Regions from separate parts of the Homo sapiens genome. Here region 1 is linked to region 2. A link is an interaction called in ENCODE POLR2A ChIA-PET data of the cell type or tissue named here. Cell type or tissue: GM12878. All regions are shown on one strand. Each heading gives the region's core, and the rest is flanking DNA. Links, peaks and the distances in the headings are about the cores only. Region 1 has its middle 21 kb from the start of VPS53-AS1. Region 2 holds the start of LIAT1 (ligand of ATE1).

Region 1 (10,763 bases), core at 5,346-7,845, 88 kb after region 2:
GTGGCACGATCTAAGCTCACTGCAACCTCCACCTCCTGGGTTCAAGTGATTCTCCTGCCTCAGCCTCCCGAGTAGCTGGGATTACAGAAGCCTACCAGCACACCCAGCTAATTTTTGTATTTTTAGTACAGACAGGGTTTCACCATGTTGAAATCAGCCAAGCTGATCTCAAACTCCTGACCTCAGGTGATCTACCTGCCTTGGCCTCCTGAAGTGCTGGGATTATAGGTGTGAGCCACTGTGCCCCGTTGGCTTTTTTTCTGATCTCTCAGTTGGGAGACCACCCGTTTGGCTGGAGTCGTGGGGTCTGGCCAGGTCCAAATGATGACACAAACCCAGACAGGAAGTGCAGCTGGCATCCATCAGTCCAGTGTGCCCAGTGTGGGGAGTCCCCTGATGCCAGTCAAACACGGCTCCACTCTGGAGGCCTCTTTGTAAGCTAAGAGCTGATTCTCCCAAATGCTCCCTAGTTACACAGAAAAGGACCTTCCTTGTCTTCTGCAAAATAAATCCAGGTGGGATTTGGCAAAGAGCTGGGGCACATGGCCTCCTCGGAGCTGCATCAATACACTTGCACTTCGGGCTCCGTTCTGCGTATTCGTGCTGGACGAGGACTTGCAGACCAGAAAAGTAGCCCTTGGGTGAGCAGTTGAAGTTAAGACCCTCGGCTCCTGGGCTGACTTGCTAGAAGGGCGTGCTGTCATTATCCCTGGGGATCAAACGTCTGGTCTGTGTGGCCACACTCCAAAGGCAGGCTCAAAGGTCTCCATGGTACTCCAGGGCCCCTTGAGGATTCGGGTCTGTGGGGGCTGCCCGGGAAGGGACGGAGAGCGAGGGCCCTTGGAGGCAGCCTGTTTGCTCCACACAATGACAGGTGACTTAGCTGTGTCCTTCCCGGGAGCCACAGTGGCTTCACGTACCCCTCTCCTATCCCCAGTTCAGAGCAGAATACATGCAGGCTGGAGGCAGCTGTGGTTTGCAGCCTGATACTTGCTGAAGACATTTACATGCTTTGAAGAAATGTGTTTCAGTTTTGGGTCTTTACTGAGAATGAGCCAGAGGGGGAAGAACTTGTGGTGAGGGAGGGTCTTATCTCTTCCCAGGCCACATCAGCCTGGGGCCAACTGGGGCAGTGTTGTTGCCCCTCTCCCCGCTCCCTTGTAGGACTTCCACCCCCACCTCCAACCACTGACAAGTACGTCTGGGAATCCCCGAAGATGTCTTTCATAAGCTCATAAATAAACCTGGTCACACTTATGGAATGCCTGCTCTTAATTTTCTTTTCTTTTTCTAGCCCTCACTGTCCTGGCCTCTGGTTCTGCTAAGGTGTGTGACGGTGGACCACCATGGTCCTCCGATTGGGTGCCCCTGCTACAAGTACCATCAGCCCCTGCAGCCTCTTGAGAGAGGTGACAGTGGTGGCACATGGGTACGGTCCCCTTGCCCTTTGCCCCTTGCCCCTTGCCAGGCACCGCCCAAAGCCCTGGGCACTGCTGCCGGTGCTGGTGGTGGCAGAGGCCCCTGTGGCTCTCGGGCATTAGCCTGTAGGTCTTCTGCTGCAAAGCGCCTCTCACCCCTCCTGGTTGCGTGGGTGGGGTGGTCCTGAAGCCCCGTGGCTTCCTTTATTTCTGCCTTCTCTGTAGAATTCAAACATGAACCCTGCAGGGCTAGACCAAGACACAAATATCAATTTCTAAAAACACCCCTTTGAGGGTTGGGCACGGCGGCTCACGCCTGTAATCCCAGCGCTTTGGGAGGCCGAGGCGGGTGGATCACCTGAGGTCAGGAGTTCGAGACCATCCTGGCCAACAGGGTGAAACCCCATCTGTACAAAAAATACAAAAAATAGCCGGGTGTGGTGGCGCATGCCTGTAGTCCCAGCTACTCAGGAGGCTGAGGCGGGAGGATTGCTTGAGCTCAGGAGAGATCAGTCTGGGCAACACGGTGAAACACCATCTCTACAAAAAATACAAAAACTAGCCTGGTGTGGTGCTGGGCGCCTGTAGTCCCAGCTGCTTGGGAGGCTGAGGTGGGAGGATCGCTGGAACCTGGGAGGCAGAGGCTGCAGTGAGCCAAGATCGCACCACTGCACTCCAGCCTAGGTGACACAGTGAGAGCCTGTTGAAAGAAAGAGAGAGAGAAAGAAAGAGAGAGAAAGGGAGGGAGGGAGGGATGGAGGGAAAAGGAGAGGAGAGGAGAGAAAGGCAAGGCAGAGGAGGGAGGGGAGCTTGGCCAAGGTGGTGGCACCTGGGAGGCTTATCTGGCATCCTGGCAGCAAGGCTGGGAGGCTGGTGGTGAGCACCTGGCCCATGCTGATCTTCCCACCTCCCTGGCCTCTACTGACGTGTAACTTGTTCTGCTCGGCCATTGAGTGCCACTCTCTGCTTTTTTTCTTTGAGACAGAGTCTCTGTGGTCCAGGCTGGAGTGCAGGAGTGCAATCTCAGCTCACTGCAACCTCCGCCTCCCAGGTCCAAGGGATTCTACTACCTCAGCCTCCAGAGTCACTGGGACTACAGGCACCTGCCACCACGCCCAGCTAATTTTTGTATTTTTAGTAGAGACATGGTTTCACCATGTCGGCCAGGCTGGTCTCACACTCCTGACCTCAAGTGATCCACTCGCTTCAGCCTCCCAAAGTTCTGGGATTACAGGCGTGAGCCACCGCGCCTGGCCATTCTCAGCAATTTAATTTAATTTAATTTTGAGACAGAGTCTTTCTCTGTCACCCAGGCTGGAGTGCAGTGGCATGATCTCAGCTCACTGTAACCTCTGCCTCCCAGGTTCAAGCCATTCTCCTGCCTCAGCCTCCCAAGTAGCTGGGACTACAGGCATGCACCACTACACCAGCTGATTTTTGTATTTTTAGTAGAGACAGGCTTTCGCCATGTTGGCTGGGCTGGTCTTGAACTCCTGACCTCGGGTGATCCGCCTGCCTCGGCCTCCCACAGTGCTGGGATGACAGGCAGGAGCCAGCACACCCAGCCCTACTGTCTGCTTTGGTGTCCACGTGCCGCCTGCTTTCCATTCTGCTTGTTCCAAATCCAGGTCTCAGCCAATGTGCTGGTCCTTTCACTACTTCTGGGAGCTTGGGAGCTCTTAGCAGCCATTACCTGCCCATGATTGGGTAGGAGGGACTCTGCGGTACACAGAGGCCTCCCCCTTAGGCCTTTCTAACTGGACAGCACCCTCAGGTCCTCACTCGCTGTCTCCTGGTGCCTTGTTGAACACAGAACTTTTCTCTGGGGGCTTCAGTCTCACAGGGGCATTGCTGGAAGCCAGACAGTGGCTTCTAGATTAGCATCCTCCTCAAGCTGATGGGGGTGCTTCTCCTACTGGGGCTCAGCCCAGAGTGCTGGGGCTCCGGGTTTCTTCTCAGGGACCTACAAGCCTTTAAGCCTCTCTGGCTTTTCTTTTCTCATCTGCTGGGCAAAATCCACTTTCTTTCTTTTTAGGTGGAAAAAAAATGTTTATGTCCAGATGCCCGGTCCCTGTGATGATAGTGTGGATTGGGTGCAAAAATGCTTCAGCATTTTGGTTCTTAACATTTAAAGGCAGATTTTTAGAATAAGAAAACAAACCAAAACAGCATTCCAACATTCTTACATTGATAGCACGGATTCCAAGACTTTTGTCTCTACTGCAGAATTACAAAAGTCTGCACAAGAATTCAAGCAATTATCTCGATACCATCTGCACCTGAGCGCAGTGCATAGACGAGGCCCCACCTGCTGCTGCGGAAAGGGGCAAAGAATAGAAAAACAACCACTTAACAGCAAAATGTGACTTCGCTACCTATCCAAAGGATGATCATTGATGTCCTGAGAGAACCAAGAAATCACGCACTGGAGGACCCCTGACCGGGAGGAAAGGCAGGGGTCTTTACTCAGTAGATCTTGAATAAGAACACTCTCTTGCAAGACACAGTTGGGTCACAGCTGGCCTTGTGCAATGAAAACCAAAGGGGAACTTCTGCTTACTGGGTTTCTACAGATAGAGATGAAACTACATCCTCTCTCTCAAGAAACAGGAAAAGCCACGCAGGATGAGTGAGGATGTGCGGTGGGTACCCACACACCCACCATGGGGATGTGCAGCAAAACCAACTGCAGCAGGTGTTTTGGCAAGAGCTAGCGGGCTTTTTTTGTTTGTTTGTTTTTTGAGACAGAGTCTCGCACTGTTGCCCAGGCTGGAGTGCAGTGGCACGATCTTGGCTCACTGCAAGCTCCGCCTCCCAGGTTCCAGCGATTCTCCTGCCTCAGCCTCCCGAGTAGCTGGGGTTACAGGCGCCGGCCACCACGCCCAGCTAATTTTTTGTATTTTTAGCAGAGACAGGGTTTCACTGTGTTAGCCAGGATGGTCTTGATCTCCTGACCTTGTGATCCGCCCGTCTCGGCCTCCCAAAGTGCTGGGATTAAAGGCATGAGCCACCACGCCCGGCCAGCTAGCGACATTTTAAATGTACACCTCCTTTAATCTGATTTTTCTCCTTTTTGAAACAGGGTCTCCCTGTCACCCAGGCTGGAGTGCAGCAGTGCAATCACAGCTCACTGCAGCCTTGACATCCCAGGGTTCAAGCGATCCTCCCGTCTCAGCCTCCCGAGTAGCTGGGACTACAGGAGCGCACCACCACACCCGGATAATTTTTTGTAGAGATGGGGTTTCACCGTGTTGCCCAGGTCACTCTCAAACTCCTGGGCTCAAGTGATCTGCCTGACTTGGTCTTCCAAAGTCCTGGGATTATAGGTGTGAGCCACCATGCCCAGCCTTAATCATTTTAAGTGGAAATGTAACCATTTTAGGATAATGTCCTACAAAAATGTGAGTACAAGCAAGCAAAGACATTTGCAGAAAGATTTTCACAGATGATGTGAGTCTAATGCCAAAAAACTAAACACAGCCTTTTGGCTATATTGCTAGAAGACTGGCTGTCTCAGTGTATTCACGCTGCTACAATAAAATGCCACGGACTAATTGATAAATAGTAGATCGTTGTTCCTTACAGCTCTGGAGGCCAGGACGTCGAAGATCAGGTGCTGACGGACTCCGTGCCCAGTGAGGGCTGCTCTTTGCTTCCAAGATGGCGCCATGTTGCTTGTTACATGGCAGAAGGCAGAAAGTCACAGGGTGTCACACAGCTCCCCTGCACCTCTTTATAAGGTCATAATCCCATTCTTGAGGCCCCTTCTTCATGATTTAACCACCTCCTAAGGGCCCCACATCTTAATACTATCACATCGGGGATTCACTTTCAACATAAGAATTTTGGAGGGACATATACATTCAAACCATAGCACTGATGACATAAATGATGGGACCGGGTGAAGTGGCTCACGCCTGTAATCCCAGCACTTTGGGAGGCCAAGGAGGGCAGATCACCTGAGGTCAGGAGTTTGAGACCAGCCTGGCCAGCATGGCGAAACCCTGTCTCTACTAAAAAATACAAAAATTAGCCAGGCGTGGTGGCGGGCGCCTGTAATCCCGGCTACTCAAGAGGCTGAGGCAGGAGAATCGCTTGAACCTGGCAGAAGGAGGTTGCAGTGAGCCGAGATCGCACCATTGCACTCCAGCAGCCTGAGGACAGGGCGAGGCTCCGTCTCAAAAAAAAGAAAAAAAATGATGGCATAGCTGAGCTATAAAGCACCAAGCAGCCATTAAAAATAATGAGTAGATCTATACATGGCAAGGGAAAAGTCCAAGATGTACAGTCAGCCTTCTGCATCTGCCAGTTCTGCAGCTACAGATTCAACCAACTCTGGAATGAAAATACAGAATTCTCAGGATGCTGAGAAGTCAAGACCCAAATTTTTGTGCCCACAGGTTCCACAGGGCTGACTCGGGGCCTGGGACCTGAGCATCCAGGATTTTGTTATCTGGCAGGTGGGGGGGCCTGCTTCATGTTAATTTCTTTTTTTTTTTTTTCCTTTGACAAAGTATCTCCTTTTTCCCACATACAGATACAGAGAAATCTTCACAGGAGAGTAGGACTTCTGATATATTTCCATGTAGTGGTTTTTTTTTTGTTGTTGTTTTTTGAGACAGTCTCACTCTGGCTGGAGTGAACTGGCATGATCTCAGCTCACTGAAAGCTCCACCTCCCGGGTTCAAGTGATTCTCCTGCCTCAGCCCCCCGAGTAGCTGGGATTACAGGCATGTGCCACCAAAACTGGCTAATTTTTTTTTTTTTCCCCTGAGATGGCGTCTCGCCTATTGCCCAGGCTGGAGTGCAATGGCGCGATCTTGGCTCATTGCAACCTCCGCCTCCCAGACTCAAATGATTCTCCTGCCTCAGCCTCCCAAGCAGCTGGGATTACAGGTGTGCGCCATGATGCCTGGCTAATTTTTTGTTATCTTTAGTAGGGATGGGCTTTCACCATGTTGGCCAGGCTGGTCTTGTACTCCTGACCTCGTGATCCGCCCGCCTCGGCCTCCCAAAGTGCTGGGATGACAGGCGTGAGCCACCGCGCCCGGCCCCACTGTACTTTAAAAATGAGCATTGCTACTGCAATATTATAGGGTAATAGCAGCACAGGCCACACTGAGCCATCAGTGTCGTCGGTTTTGAGAAGAGACCCGCTGGAGCCAGGCTCTTTAGCTCCTTCTGAGAAACCCTACGGAAAGAGGCGTGGAGCAGGCCCAGCCGGGAGCCCAGGGAGAGTGGACTCCGCACACCGAGACCCGCCTGAGCAGCAGAGAATGGCTTCCGGCTTCCGCACACCGAGACCCGCCGGTGCAGGGGTGAATGGCTTCCGGCTTCCGCACACCGAGACCCGCCGGTGCAGGGGTGAATGGCTTCCGGCTTCCGCACACCGAGACCCACCTGAGCAGCAGAGAATGGCTTCCGGCTTCCGCACACCGAGACCCGCCTGAGCAGCAGAGAATGGCTTCCGGCTTCCGCACACCGAGACCCGCCGGTGCGGGCTTCCTGGGACTTCCATTCTTGATTTGTTGGGGCAAGATTTTCTTTTGATTTCTGTGACTGTTCTCTGTGTAATCATTAAGAAAAAAATGTTATGATAAACTAACCATATTGGCTGACAGCCAGAGTGGTTAGGGGTGAGTAAGGTGTTGAGATTGAGGCCCTAGGAAAGGAAGGTGGAGCCATTTAGAAATGGGGAATTCAGCCGGGTGCGGTGGCTCATGCCTGTAATCCCCACACATTGGGAGGCCGAGGCGGGAGGCTCACTTGAGCCCAAGAGTTTGAGACAAGACTGGGCAATAGAATAAGACCCTGTCTCAAAAAAAAAAAAAAAAAAAAAAAAAAGAGAGAGAGACAAGAAAAGAAAAAAAGAAAAATGGGGGATTCAGGAAGGAAGCTGAGCTTACCTCGAGATGGTGCATATAAGCTAATGATGGGAGTTGGCTAGAAGACAGGAACTGAAAATTGGGGGGAGCTCAGGTGTAGCTGGTGTTTGCACCTGTGATGGCAGGTAAGTCCTCAGGAGCCTGGCATGAAAACAGGGGGCCTAAGACCTCGAGGCCTGGCCGCTGTCAAGGCTCAGAAGGAGAGGAGAGCTGGGGAAGGAGACTAAGAAGTCCCAGAGCCAGTAAAGCAGTTAAGGGAGAATTCCGGAGAGAGGAGGACTCACAGAGTTAAGGGAGAATTCCGGGGAGAGGGGGACTCACACAGTTAAAGGAGTATTCCGGGGAGGAGGACTCAGAGTTAAGGGAGGATTCCGGGGAGAGGGGGACTCACACAGTTAAAGGAGTATTCCAGGGAGGAGGACTCAGAGTTAAGGGAGAATTCCGGGGAGAGGGGGACTCACACAGTTAAAGGAGTATTCCGGGGAGGAGGACTCAGAGTTAAGGGAGGATTCCAGGGAGAGGGGGACTCACACAGTTAAAGGAGGATTCCAGGGAGAGGGGACTCACACACAGATGCCCCTCCACAGATGATGGGGTTACGTCCCAATAAACCCACTGTAAGTTACATTGTTAAGTCAAAAATGCATTTAATACACCTAACCTCCCCAATGTCATAGCTTAGCCTAGCCTACCTTAAACGTGCTCAGAACAGTTACATTATCCTGCAGTTGGGCAGGACAGATGTGAGCCGGGCTAGAAGGGCATCGGTGACCTTCGAGAGAAGGGTCAGGACAGATGTGAGCCAGACGAAGAACCTCAGTGACCTTCGAGAGAAGGAAATGTCAGGACAGATGTGAGCTGGGCTAGAAGGGCATCGGTAACCTTTGAGAGAAGGAAGGGTCAGGACACATGTGAGCCAGATTAGAATAACATCGGTGACCTTCGAGAGAAGGAAGGGTCAGGACAGATGTGAGCCAGATTAGAATAACATCGGTGACCTTCGAGAGAAGGGTCAAGACAGATGTGAGTCAGGCTAGAAGGGCATCGGTGACCTTCCAGAGAAGGGTCAAGACAGATGTGAGTCAGGCTAGAAGGGCATCGGTGACCTTCCAGAGAAGGGTCAAGACAGATGTGAGTCAGGCTAGAAGGGCATCGGTGACCTTCCAGAGAAGGGTCAAGACAGATGTGAGTCAGGCTAGAAGGGCATCGGTGACCTTCCAGAGAAGGGTCAAGACAGATGTGAGTCAGGCTAGAAGGGCATCGGTGACCTTTGAGAGCAGGGTCAGGACAGTGGTTGAGATGGAAGCTGACTTTCTAGAAGGGCATCGGTGACCTTGGAGAGCAGGGTCAGGACAGTGGTTGAGATGGAAGCTGACTTTGTAGAAGAGCATTGGTGACCTTCGAGAGCAGGGTCAGGACAGCGGTTGAGATGGAAGCTGACTTTCTAGAAGAGCACCGGTGACCCTCGAGAGCAGGGTCAGGACAGTGGTTGAGATGGAAGCTGACTTTCTAGAAGAGCACCGGTGACCTTCGAGATCAGGGTCAGGACAGCGGTTGAGATGGAAGCTGACTTTGTAGAAGAGCATTGATGACCTTCGAGATCAGGGTCAGGGCAGTGGTTGAGATGGAAGCTGACTTTCTAGAAGAGCACCGGTGACCCTCGAGAGCAAGGTCAGGACAGCGGTTGAGATGGAAGCTGACTTTGTAGAAGAGCATTGGTGACCTTCGAGATCAGGGTCAGGACAGCGGTTGAGATGGAAGCTGACTTTCTAGAAGAGCACCGGTGACCCTCGAGAGCGGGGTCAGGACAGTGGTTGAGATGGAAGCTGACTTTGTAGAAGAGCATTGGTGACCTTCGAGATCAGGGTCAGGACAGCGGTTGAGATAGAAGCTGACTTTCTAGAAGAGCATTGGTGACCTTCGAGAGCAGGGTCAGGACAGCGGTTGAGATGGAAGCTGACTTTCTAGAAGAGCACCGGTGACCCTCGAGAGCGGGGTCAGGACAGTGGTTGAGATGGAAGCTGACTTTGTAGAAGAGCATTGGTGACCTTCGAGATCAGGGTCAGGACAGCGGTTGAGATGGAAGCTGACTTTCTAGAAGAGCATTGGTGACCTTCGAGAGCAGGGTCAGGACAGCGGTTGAGATGGAAGCTGACTTTCTAGAAGAGCACCGGTGACCCTCAAGAGCGGGGTCAGGACAGTGGTTGAGATGGAAGCTGACTTTGTAGAAGAGCATTGGTGACCTTCAAGATCAGGGTCAGGACAGCGGTTGAGATGGAAGCTGACTTTCTAGAAGAGCACCGGTGACCCTCAAGAGCGGGGTCAGGACAGTGGTTGAGATGGAAGCTGACTTTGTAGAAGAGCATTGGTGACCTTCGAGATCAGGGTCAGGACAGCGGTTGAGATGGAAGCTGACTTTCTAGAAGAGCATTGGTGACCTTCGAGAGCAGGGTCAGGACAGCGGTTGAGATGGAAGCTGACTTTCTAGAAGAGCATTGGTGACCTTCGAGAGCAGGGTCAGGACGGTGGTTGAGATGGAAGCTGACTTTCTAGAAGAGCATTGGTGACCTTCGAGAGCAGGGTCAGGACAGCGGTTGAGATGGAAGCTGACTTTCTAGAAGAGCACCGGTGACCTTTGAGAGCGGGGTCAGGACAGTGGTTGAGATGGAAGCTGACTTTGTAGAAGAGCATTGGTGACCTTCGAGAGCAGGGTCAGGACAGTGGTTGAGATGGAAGCTGACTTTCTAGAAGAGCACCGGTGACCCTCAAGAGCGGGGTCAGGACAGTGGTTGAGATGGAAGCTGACTTTCTAGAAGAGCACCGGTGACCCTCAAGAGCGGGGTCAGGACAGTGGTTGAGATGGAAGCTGACTTTGTAGAAGAGCATTGGTGACCTTCAAGATCAGGGTCAGGACAGCGGTTGAGATGGAAGCTGACTTTCTAGAAGAGCACCGGTGACCCTCAAGAGCGGGGTCAGGACAGTGGTTGAGATGGAAGCTGACTTTGTAGAAGAGCATTGGTGACCTTCGAGATCAGGGTCAGGACAGCGGTTGAGATGGAAGCTGACTTTCTAGAAGAGCATTGGTGACCTTCGAGAGCAGGGTCAGGACAGCGGTTGAGATGGAAGCTGACTTTCTAGAAGAGCATTGGTGACCTTCGAGAGCAGGGTCAGGACGGTGGTTGAGATGGAAGCTGACTTTCTAGAAGAGCATTGGTGACCTTCGAAAGCAGGGTCAGGACAGCGGTTGAGATGGAAGCTGACTTTCTAGAAGAGCACCGGTGACCTTTGAGAGCGGGGTCAGGACAGTGGTTGAGATGGAAGCTGACTTTGTAGAAGAGCATTGGTGACCTTCGAGAGCAGGGTCAGGACAGTGGTTGAGATGGAAGCTGACTTTCTAGAAGAGCACCGGTGACCCTCAAGAGCGGGGTCAGGACAGTGGTTGAGATGGAAGCTGACTTTC
Region 2 (10,763 bases), core at 4,412-6,911:
TTCATCACTGGAGACTTTTAGCAAGAGAGTGAACGGTTTGGTTGTTTTTAAAAGTTTGTTCTAGCAGCTGTGCGGAAAAAGAGTTCGTGGGGAAGGTTTGAAAGCAGAGACCATTCAGGAGAGGACCCAGAAGTCCCAGTGCCAGACACGGCAGTCGGCCCCAGCCTGGGTAAGGGACAAGGGAGAGGGTAGGGGACACGGAAGCCCACCAGGTTTCCAGCCAGTCCAGCGGTTTTGTTCACTAAAGTGGAAAACCATGAAGAAGTAAGTTTGTTTTGGACACATTGGCTTTGAGAGTCCAGGGTAGATGTACGAGGCTGAAACTCAGGCAATAAAAATTGAGGGGAGAATACACAGCATTTAAAAAGGTACAGGAGGCCGAGCACGGAGGCTCATGCCTGTGATCCCAGCGATCTAGGAGGCCGAGGCGGGAAGATCGATGGAGCCCAGGAGTTCGAGACCAGCCTGAAACCAAAAATCAAAACTCTTAGCCAGGCGTGGGGATGGGAGGCCAAGGCAGGAGGATCGAGGCACGGGACTGGACGAGATGAGTGTCAGCCCAGGGATTTAAAATCTCTCTGCCCACCCTCCCCTTCCTGCGGTCAACTGTCCAGATTCCAACAGACAAAAGCAAGCATGGGCGAACCACCGTGCGCCGCGGTCCCCGACAGAAGCACGCATGCGCACACCTCTGTGTGCGGAGGTTTCCGACAGACGCACGCATGCGCACACTTCTATGCGCGGAGGTCTCCGCAGACAGAAGCACGCATGCGCACATCGCTGTGCCGGTATCGCCAACAGATGGAAGCACGCATGCGCGCACCGCTGCGTACCTAGCACTCCGACAGATGTACGCATGCGCACAACGCTCTGTTCTCGAGATCCCCGACAGAAGCACACATGCGCACACCGCTGTGTGCCAAGGTCGCCAAAAGACGGAAGCACGCATGCGCACACCGCGGTCCGTGGGGCACCGGGCGGAAGCGTCCTGACTGCGCAGGCGCAGCAGGGGTGGTCGCCATGGAGACGCGTGGCCCTGGCCTGGCGGTCCGCGCTGAGAGTCGCCGATTAGTCGGCATCGGGCCTCGGGCGCCCCCGGGGCGGGTTGGGTTGCAGCCCAGCGGGCGGCTGGACCGCCGCGGTGGGGCGGGGACAATGGGGTACAAGGACAACGACGGCGAGGAGGAGGAGCGGGAGGGCGGCGCCGCGGGCCCGCGGGGGTCTAGACTGCCCCCCATCACAGGCGGCGCCTCCGAGCTGGCCAAACGGAAGGTGAAGAAGAAAAAAAGGAAGAAGAAGACCAAGGGGTCTGGCAAGGGGGACGGTAAGAGGAGCAGCTAGCCCGGCTGCGTCAGCTCCGGTTCCCTGGAGACTCTTTGGGGACCCACCCCCCATTTACCCTTCAGACCGGAAACAGAAGCTCAGTGGTCCCGGACCGAGGTCCTCCTGCTCCCCACACATGCCCGTCAGCAGCACGTTGATGCCCCAGCCCCACCCGTGGAGACCATCCACCAACTCTGCGGTCCCTTAGCCCCACACAGAGACCCCTACAGATATCCACCATTCCTAAGAGCCTTCCAGCCCCACACAAAGACACCCTCTCAACTTCCTAATCCCTCAGCCAAAACTGGCAGTCTTAAACGTCTGCGCCTTCCCCACAGAGGCCCTCCTCACAAGACACTTTCCCCACCCCAAACACATTGATGCCACATGAAAGGCCCTCACTCTCATGCACAGAGAAGGGCAGACTCCTGCCTCCCCTCCTCCCACCCTCTTGCGTTAAGGCTGCCTGCCTGTGGATGCGCGGTAGACACCCACACCCACAGACGTGTGTATTAAAGGTCCTCGCTGCATGGGCTCCCCCTCGCACCCACCAAGGGGCAGCCTTGGACTGCACAAACCCCATGACACCAGTCACTGTGACATCCTCCTATAATCCCTGACACCCTCAACCACTCCCCGCTTCATATCAGTGTAACACCCACAGTGAAACTAAAGGGCGGGGGACACCCTCAACCACTCCCCCCACCTTCTATCAATGTAACACCAACAGTGAAACTAAAGGGCGGGACGCAGTGGCTCACACCTGTAATCCGAGCACTTTGGGAGGCCGAGGTGGGAGGATCACTTGAACCCAGGACTTCCAGGCTGCAGTGAGCTATGATCGCACCATTGCACTCCAGCCTGGGCAACAAGCAAGACCCTGTCTCTCAAAAAAACAAACAAGAAAACTAAAGCACAGATCCCCCTCATGCACACACATTCCTAGTCTACACACACAGACTGTTAATACGTTATCCATTCGCGTGTGTAGTCATATGCAGGCAGGAATTGCAGTCTCTCTCAGGGACACCTTCACAAACACACATACCCTACCTGCCATAAACCCCAGTCCCTACATCTCACCAAGCTCTTCTTGTAGAACCCCTACATTTCTTGACAAGGGGACTGAGCACCCACTTTGAGGAGAGAGAGCACAGCAGTGACAGAGAATGCAGGTGCCCGTGAGTGCTGTGAGGCCACTGTCGCCCGTGTGGTCCACCTCAGTGGCTTTGGCTGTCTGGGAGAGGGCTCTAAGCTCCAGTTCTGGGGCCTGGCCCTCTGTGGCAGAGCTGGCACCAAGGCAAGCAGGAGGCAGAGTGGCAGCCTCGCCCATATGGACCGTGCAGTGTGGGAAGGGAGCAATGGGAAGATGATAAGTACTTCTCAGGCGTAATACAAAGGCAAGAAAATTCTGCAGTTCAGGTCAAGAAGCCCTGTGTGGCTGGGCACATGGCTCACGCCTGTAATCCCAGCACTTTGGGAATTCAAGACCAGCCTGGCCAACATGGTGAAACCCCGTCTCTACTGAAAATACAAAAATTAGCTGGGCATGGTGGCAGGCACCTAGAATTGCTTGAACCTGAGAGGCGGAGGTTGCAGTGAGCCAAGATTGTGCCACTGTGCTCCAGCCTGGGTGGCAGAGTGAGACTCAGTCTCAAAAAAAAAAAAAGCCCTGTGTGTATCTGCAAAAAGAAATTTGGCAGTTCATTGTCCTTTTGGCGTAGCTTTTCACTGTAGAAATTACAGTGACATGTGCCTCATACCATCAGCAGGGGGCACCAGATAGTTTCCAGGGCGTAGCAAGGGAGGGAAATGTCAAAAGATGATTTCTTTCTCTCTCCCCTAAAATAAAAGGACGAGCTGATGAAAGAACCACAATTTGTAGCATTTTATGTGCATGTTAAATAATTCTGAAGTGCTATTGATGTTAAAAAAAAAAATCAGTACAAGCCATACAGCAGAAGTATTTCTGGCTTGGCATAATACTGCTTTCAGTCAAATTTAGGAAGCTTTTCTGTTGTTTTCCGTTCCTTCCATCATAAAGTGTCTAGACTAGGGTAGAGTCACAGACTCCCAGAACTGGGAATGGCCGTGGTGAGCACATGGCGAGGATGGATGAGGGCAGCACGGCCCAGTGGAAAGAATGGGGCATTGGGGGCCCAGCCTGCACTCAGGTCCCAGCTCTGCCACTCGCTCATGACATTGGCAAGTTCCTGAACCTTTTGGAGCTTCGGTTTCCTCACCCGAAGAATAGGGCCGATCGCCTTTACCCAGACGGCCTGGCTCAGACTGTGTGCTCAATGAATGGTTCCTCCTGCCCTGAAATGATTTCAGCAAAATCACACAGGCAGGTGGGCACGAGGCTGGTGGGCTTGGCAGCCTGAGCCCTGGGTACGGAGGGGCCCCCATCCTCCTCTTCCATCTTGGGTGATTTTGGCACCATCCCCAGCAGGCCAAGGTCAGACATTGCCACAAACACTAACCTGCTCATCTACTCAGCAGATAAACATCAGAGTCAGAGCCTGAAGAGCCAGCCGCTTTCTTCCTCCTTTCATGACATCTTAAGTCCTTGCAAAGAGCGTGGCCCGAAACCAGAGCACAGACAGAGCAAAGTGGAAAAGAAGCACCTCCCTTCTGACTCCTCCACCGTCAGCCTCCCCGACTTTGCCGAAATAGAGAACCTTGCGAATCGGATCAACGAAAGTCTGCGTTGGGATGGAATTCTTGCTGACCCGGAGGCAGAGAAGGAAAGGATTCGCATCTATAAACTGAATCGGAGAAAACGGTACCGGTGCTTGGCCCTCAAGGGCTTCCACCCCGACCCCGAGGCCCTCAAGGGCTTCCACCCCGACCCCGACGCCCTCAAGGGCTTCCACCCCGACCCCGAGGCCCTCAAGGGCTTCCACCCCGACCCCGAGGCCCTCAAGGGCATCCACCCCGACCCCGAGGCTCTCAAGGGCTTCCACCCCGACCCCGAGGCCCTCAAGGGCTTCCACCCCGACCCTGAGGCCCTCAAGGGTTTCCACACTGACCCCGAGGCCCTCAAGGGTTTCCACATTGACCCCGAGGCCCTCAAGGGCTTCCACCCCGACCCCAAGGCCCTCAAGGGCTTCCACCCCGACCCCAAGGCCCTCAAGGGTTTCCACACTGACCCCGAGGCCCTCAAGGGCTTCCACCCCGACCCCAAGGCCCTCAAGGGCTTCCACCCCGACCCCGAGGCCCTCAAGGGCTTCCACCCCGACCCCGAGGCCCTCAAGGGCTTCCACCCCGACCCCGAGGCCCTCAAGGGCTTCCACACTGACCCCAATGCCGAGGAGGCCCCTGAGAACTTACCCTACCTCTCGGACAAAGATGGCAGCTCCAGCCACAGGCAGCCCACGTCGAAAGCCGAGTGCCCCAATCTCTGTTTTGAAGGAAACCTTACCCCAAAGCTTCTACACTCTGACTTAGCTCCTACTCTGCTGGAGTGAAAATCTACCCACGACGCTCACAAACTTATAATTCCTCCTCACCACAAGTTTATGTGTTAAAAACCATCATCATAAAAGGAAATGAGACCCGTATCTGAAGGAAACAGATGTTCGGTACACGGACGACGCCGACTCTCCCATCACCAAGCTGCCCTCGGTTGCCCAGGAGAGCCACAGTGCCTTGAGAACATAAGCAATTTAGTGAACAGAGTTCTTTTCAGAATTTCCTTTTTCTTAAGTAAGCATCTCTGTTACTTAATTTCTCACCACAGCTAGATGTCTATAATCTGCCCCAAAAAGAAAAGAAAGCGTGTAGATGATTTACCTCTTAAGTCTCAATCTCATGGTGAAACTCCTCACACGGTACCTGCTTCTGTTGGCCGGAGGACGATGCCCTGAACCTCTTGGAGCCTTTTTCTGTTTTAATTAAATGCATGGCCTGCCTTTATATGGCCTCAAATAAGTGGGTTCCAGAACTCCATCCCTGGGAAGTTACCATGGGAAGTCCCAAGAGGAATACTGCTTCTTTCATAAACATGGTCCTCTCCTAATCCTCCATTATAAAAAGCCTCGCTACGCCGCGTCTCCTAAATACACATTCCTCCCCTCCACAAGTAGCCAGTGAGTGAGGGCCACGTGCTGTCGTCGTTTGTGCTCTCCCAGAAGCAGCCCCTGAGACGAGGGTTCAAATGCAAGTAGATTATCTGGGAGGTGAAGAAAGGATGAGTAGAGGGTGATACAGAGAAGGGAAGACGGCCAATCCTGGGACTTTTCTTTTTAGACAGGATCCCGCTCTGTTGCCCAGGCTGGAGTACCAGTGGCGAAATCATAGCTCTCACTGCACTCCACCTCGTGGGCTCAGATGATCCTCCCGCCTCAGCCCCCTAAGTAGCAGGGACTATAGGTGAGTGCCACCACGCCTGGCTAATTTTAAAAATTTTTTGTAGAGATTGGAGGGGGTGTGGTCTCACTATGTTGCCCAGGCTGGTCTCGAACTCCTGGCCTCAAGCAGTCCTCCCACCTTGGCCTTCCACAACATTACAGGCATATGAGCCACTGTGTCTGGCCCCCCTTCCAGGGACTATTAGGCCAGCTTTCATACTGGGCTTAATTCCACAGGGAAACCCACTTCTAGAATTATCCCACCTGGGGGTGAGGAAGCTGGGGTATTTATACTCCCCAAAGGCATTGGCCGAGGGCTGGTCGTGTGTGTGTGTGTGTGTGTGTGTGTGTGTGTGTGTGTGTCCTGGCATTTCTAGCTGAAAGGTTGTGTGTGTGTGTGTGTGTGTGTGTGTGTGTGTCCTGGCATTTCTAGCTGAAAGGTGTGTGTGTGTGTGTGTGTGTGTGTGTGTGTGTGTGTGTCTCTCCTGGCATTTCTAGCTGAAAGGTCCAAAGGAAAAGGGTGGTCTCTGGGGAAGCCTCAGCTACCTCAGCAACACCGTGGGTCTGAGAGGGACAGCATGGAGGGCTAAGATGAGATTCCTGACCTTCAAGAGGTTACAGTGTTCTGGGGTAGACAAAAAATGAATGTACACTGTACACAGGAGAGGTTAAAGCCGATACAGACATCACAGAATGCTCATTTGAAAGTTAAGTGAAAATGGCTGGGCGCAGTGGCTCAGGCCTATTATCCCAACACTGGGAGGCTGGGGCAGGTGGATCATCTGAGGTCGGGCATTCGAGACCAGCCTGGCTAATATGGTGAAACCCTGTCTCTGGTAAAAGTACAGAATTAACCAGGTATGGTTGCAGGTGCCTGTAGTCCCAGCTCCTCAGGAGGCCGAGGCAGGAGAATCGCTTGAACCCAGGAGGCGGAGGTGGCAGAGCCAAGATGGTGCCACTGCACTCCACCCTGGGCAACAGAGCAAGACTCTGTCCGAAAAAAGAAAAAAAAGTTAAGTGGGCATCGTGGTCCCTGCTAGCTCTGGGCTGGCAGAGCAGCCCTCTTCTGACCCTTCCTTAAAAGGCCAGTTACAGTTTCCACATTTGCCCTTGCACCCTGTCAAAATATACTGAAGAGACATTTGGAAGAGTCCTCTCCTGCCATGGAGAATGGTTAGCAGACAGGAACGGGCCTCCCTGTGCTGAGGCCAGGCCTGTCCTCTGCTCTCCATGGAGAGGAAGGGGCAGGAAATACTCCAGTGCCAGCCACAGGACCTCGCTTGTGCCCCAGGGTATTAAAGGCAGAGACAGAACAGAGGGCAGCCACGGGGCTGGCATCTCATGTGCCCTCCGGGTCTACCACAGTGGCTGGAGCCTGGGGCACAGAGGAGTGTGAGGGTGCACTGGGCTGAGACGGTCGCTTAGCAGCGCCTTCCATGGCGGTGAGAGGCAGGGGTGGGGGCTGTGGTCATCTCCCAGCTGCGAGGTAACATTCTGGGAAAGTAGCTAAGATGGCGAGCTTTGACACCAGAGCTGAATTCACCTCTTTCCCACCACATGCTAGCACTGTGGCCCCTGGCAGATTGCTTCACCTCTCCGAGCCTTAGTTACCTCATCTGAAAACCGGACTGCAAATTCCTGCCTTAGTGCTGTGAGAATCGAGTGCAATGAGGCATCTAGCATGGCGCCTGGCACCCAGGAAACAAACTACGAGTTTTCATCAGTGGTATTTCAGGTTGACGTGGCCACATGTCTGCTAGAGAGACTGTCCCGAGTAATGGTGTAGACCTTACCTCCTGGAAGGGTCAGCTTCACAAACGAAATCTGGCTTCAGTGGCTGGCCAAGAGAGAGAATTCACACACAGAGAACAAATGACGGGGGCCCCGGAGCAGGAGAGAGTGGAGCAGGAAGGAAGCCGGGGCCCTGAAGGCCGGTGCTTAACGTATAATGATAGAAAGCAGGTGGGGTGAAGGTTCCTGGAACACACAAGTAGCTTCAACTCAGAACACCTTGGGTTCGAAGTTTGCATATCTTCCTCACACCCAGGCTGTAGCAGTGAGGACTCCTTCAGGGCAAGAAACAAACCACAGTGAAAACCACCTTACAGACCAAGGGGAATGGTTGACTTTTTTTTTCTTTTTCTTTTTTTTTTTTTTTTGAGATGGAGTTTCACTCTCGTCACCCAGGCTGGAGTGCAAAGCACCATCTTGGCTCACCACAACCTCCGCCTTCTGGGTTCAAGCGATTCTCCTGCCTCAGCCTCCTGAGTAGCTGGGATTACAGGCATGTGCCACCACGCCCGGCTAATTTTTGTAGTTTTAGTAGAGATGGGGTTTCACCATGTTGGCCAGGCTGGTCTAGAACTCCTGACCTCAAGTGATCCACTCGCCTCGGACTCCCAAAGTGCTGGGATTTACAGGCGTGAGCTACCACGCCTGGCCGGAATGGTTGACTTATAAAGCCAACAGTCCAGGGTTGCCTGTGGCTTCAGTCATGGCTGGATCCAGGAGGTCACACTGTGTCATCAAAATGTCTCTCTCTGCGTATTTCACCTCTGCCTCCTCCATATCAGCTTTATGTTCAGGCAGGTTCTCATCACAGGATGACAAAGACAGCCACTGATATCCTTATAATTTTGTAAGGAAAAGAGAGTTACTCCTCTGTCCGTATCCAGTGTCCGTATCAATCCCAAGAAGGTCTCTGGCCTGGCAGGGGTCATATGTCCATCAGTGGACTAATCGTAGCAGCCAGGCGAATACAGTGTTTGATGGCTACAGAGACCTAGAACGTGGAGCAGGGCAGGGCAGCCCAACAGGATGCAGTGTTTGATGGCTACAGAGACCTAGAACGTGGAGCGGGGCAGGACATCCCAGCAGCCAGGTGAATGCAGTGTTTGATGGCTACAGAGACCTAGAACGTGGAGCGGGGCAGGGCAGCCCAACAGGACGCATGAACTAAACAGATTGTTACAGAATCTATCCAGAATCTGGCTGGGCGCAGTGGTTCATGCCTGTAATCCCAGCACTTTGGGAGGCCAAGGCAGGAGGATCACTTAAGGTCAGGAGTTTGAAACCAGCCTGGCCAACATGATGAAACCCTGTCTGTACTGATAATACAAAAATTAACCAGCGTGGTGGCACGCACCTGTAGTCCCAGCCACTTGGGAGGCTAAGGTGGGAGAATCACTTGAACCTGGGAGGCAGACGCTGCCGTGAGCTGAGATCACGCCACTTGCACTCCAGCCTGGGCAACAAAGCGAGATTCCAGCAAAAAAGAAAAAAAAAAAGAAAGGGAAAGGAAGAAAAGGAAGGAAGGAAGGAAAGAAAGAAACGGAAAGGAAGAAAAGGAAGGAAAGGAAGGAAGGAAGGAAAAGAAAGAGAAAGAAAGAAAGAAAAAGAATGTATCCAGAATGTCTCTGTCTCTCTCTCTCCTCTCTTTGAGACAGGGTCTGGTTCTGTCACAGAGGCTGGAGTGCAGTGGCATGATCTAGGCTTACCGCAACCTCCACCCCCTAAGCTCAAACGATCCTCCCCCTTCAGCTTCCTGAGTAGCTGGGACTACAGGCGCACACCACTATGACTGGCTAATTTTTGTATTTTTTGGTAGAGAGGCTAGTCTCAAACTCCTGAGCTCAAGCGATCGGCCCGCCTCAGCCTTCCAAAGTGCTGGGATTACAGGCATGAGCCACTGTGCCCGGCCAATCCAGAGTCTGTGTAGAATATAGAGTGATTCCCTAAGAGACGATAAGTAGAACAGGTTTGTCCATTGCTTTCCAAATGAAGAATGATTCCTTTTAATTTTCACTTTTTAAATGTTTTATACCCCATCCAATGACCTATCAAGAATGATTCATTTTTGGTGAGGCGCCGTGGCTCATGCCTGTAATCCCAGCACTCTGGAAGGCTGAGGCAAGTGGATTGCTCAAGTCCAGGAGTTAAGAGACCGGCCTAGGTAACATAGCAAAACCCCATCTCTACAAAATATACAAAAATTATCCCAAGTAGTCCCAGCTACTTGGGAGCCTGAGGTAGGAGGATCGCTTGAGCCTGGGAGGCAGAGGTTGCAGTGAGCCAAGATTGTGCCACTGCACAATCAGCCTGGGTGACAGAGCAAGACCCTGTCTCAAAAAAAAGATATATATTTTTAAAAGCCTCTGACCAAGGGTCATGGGAGTGGCTCATAGGGCTTGAGTCCATCTCAATTGACCTGAATTGACTACATGCTTATCTCCAAGACTACAGACCCTTGGACATTGCTATGGAATCCATAAAGACAAACAATGCTCTGTAATCATGGGCCCGTGAGTTGTTTTGGAGCAGAGTGTGGCAACCTTCAGCACTGTTCAGTAATAACATTTGGGGTTACGATTTGCACCTGGTTTTGGTGACACCTGAGTTTCCACCTTTAAAGCTAGTCACGTAGCTAGAATGTGCCCACATGACCAACTCAGAATAGGAGACCCCCAGCATGAGAAGACTCTGGGTTTCCTGGCACCGAGATGCTTCGTACACACACAGGTAGTGGTTTGAGACTCAGGAACAAGGCGCTCCTGCGTGAGCCTCGTGAACATCCACCATGGGCCCCACAGGAAGACAAGCTCAGGGCTGTGGCCGCCTTTATGCGGTTGGCGTGGTAAATGGCCCCCAAGGATCTCTGCCTCCTGGTATTCATGCTCGTCTCTTGAATGCGGGTTGAACCTGTTGGCTCTTTCTAGTGAATAGAATATGGCAAAAGTGATGGGATGTCACTTCCAAGAGGAAGTTACAAAAAGAGACTGTGTTCAGGAGGAGGAAGAGAAGCAATGGGTAGGTGGAGACGGGGATATTTAGGGCAATGAGACTATTCTGTATGAGACCAAGATGGGAGTTACATGTCATTATACAGTTGTCCAGACCCTTACAATGTACACCAAGAGTGAACCCTCATGTAAACTATGGACTTGAGTTAATAATAAGGTACGAAGGCCGCGTGTGGTGGCTCACGCCTGTAATCCCAACACTTCGGGAGGCTGAGGCATGAGAACCACTTGAGTCTAGGAGTTCAAGACCAGCCTGGGCAACATAGTGAGACCCTGTCTCTACAAAAAA

The links. Peaks named below come from ENCODE experiments on the same cell type or tissue, not always from the same donor. Only the 100,000 strongest peaks of a DNase experiment are listed, where the experiment ranks them.
Region 1: POLR2A ChIA-PET joins it to region 2 with 7 read pairs; 9 of 35 experiments call an interaction of 5 or more read pairs at or near these places.

The regions. Positions count from the first base shown.
Region 1 is chr17:496,346-507,108 of GRCh38, forward strand. No RefSeq gene overlaps it. Among named protein-coding and RNA genes, the nearest start is that of VPS53-AS1, 21 kb to the right of the region's middle. In GM12878, for the core only: no CTCF peak of the experiment used is centred there; no DNase peak of the experiment used is centred there.
Region 2 is chr17:409,323-420,085 of GRCh38, forward strand. LIAT1 (ligand of ATE1) reads left to right here and starts at 1,003. Exons shown (of 2, transcript NM_001013672.5): 1 at 1,003-1,324; 2 at 3,826-5,344. The coding sequence starts at 1,021. The coding sequence ends at 4,793. LOC105371430 (a long non-coding RNA gene) reads right to left here and starts at 4,701. Exons shown (of 3, transcript NR_136407.1): 1 at 4,657-4,701; 2 at 3,807-4,091. RefSeq lists a silencer at 1,055-1,144 and an enhancer at 7,363-7,512. In GM12878, for the core only: no CTCF peak of the experiment used is centred there; no DNase peak of the experiment used is centred there; H3K4me3 peaks cover 1,568 bases; H3K27ac peaks cover 1,008 bases.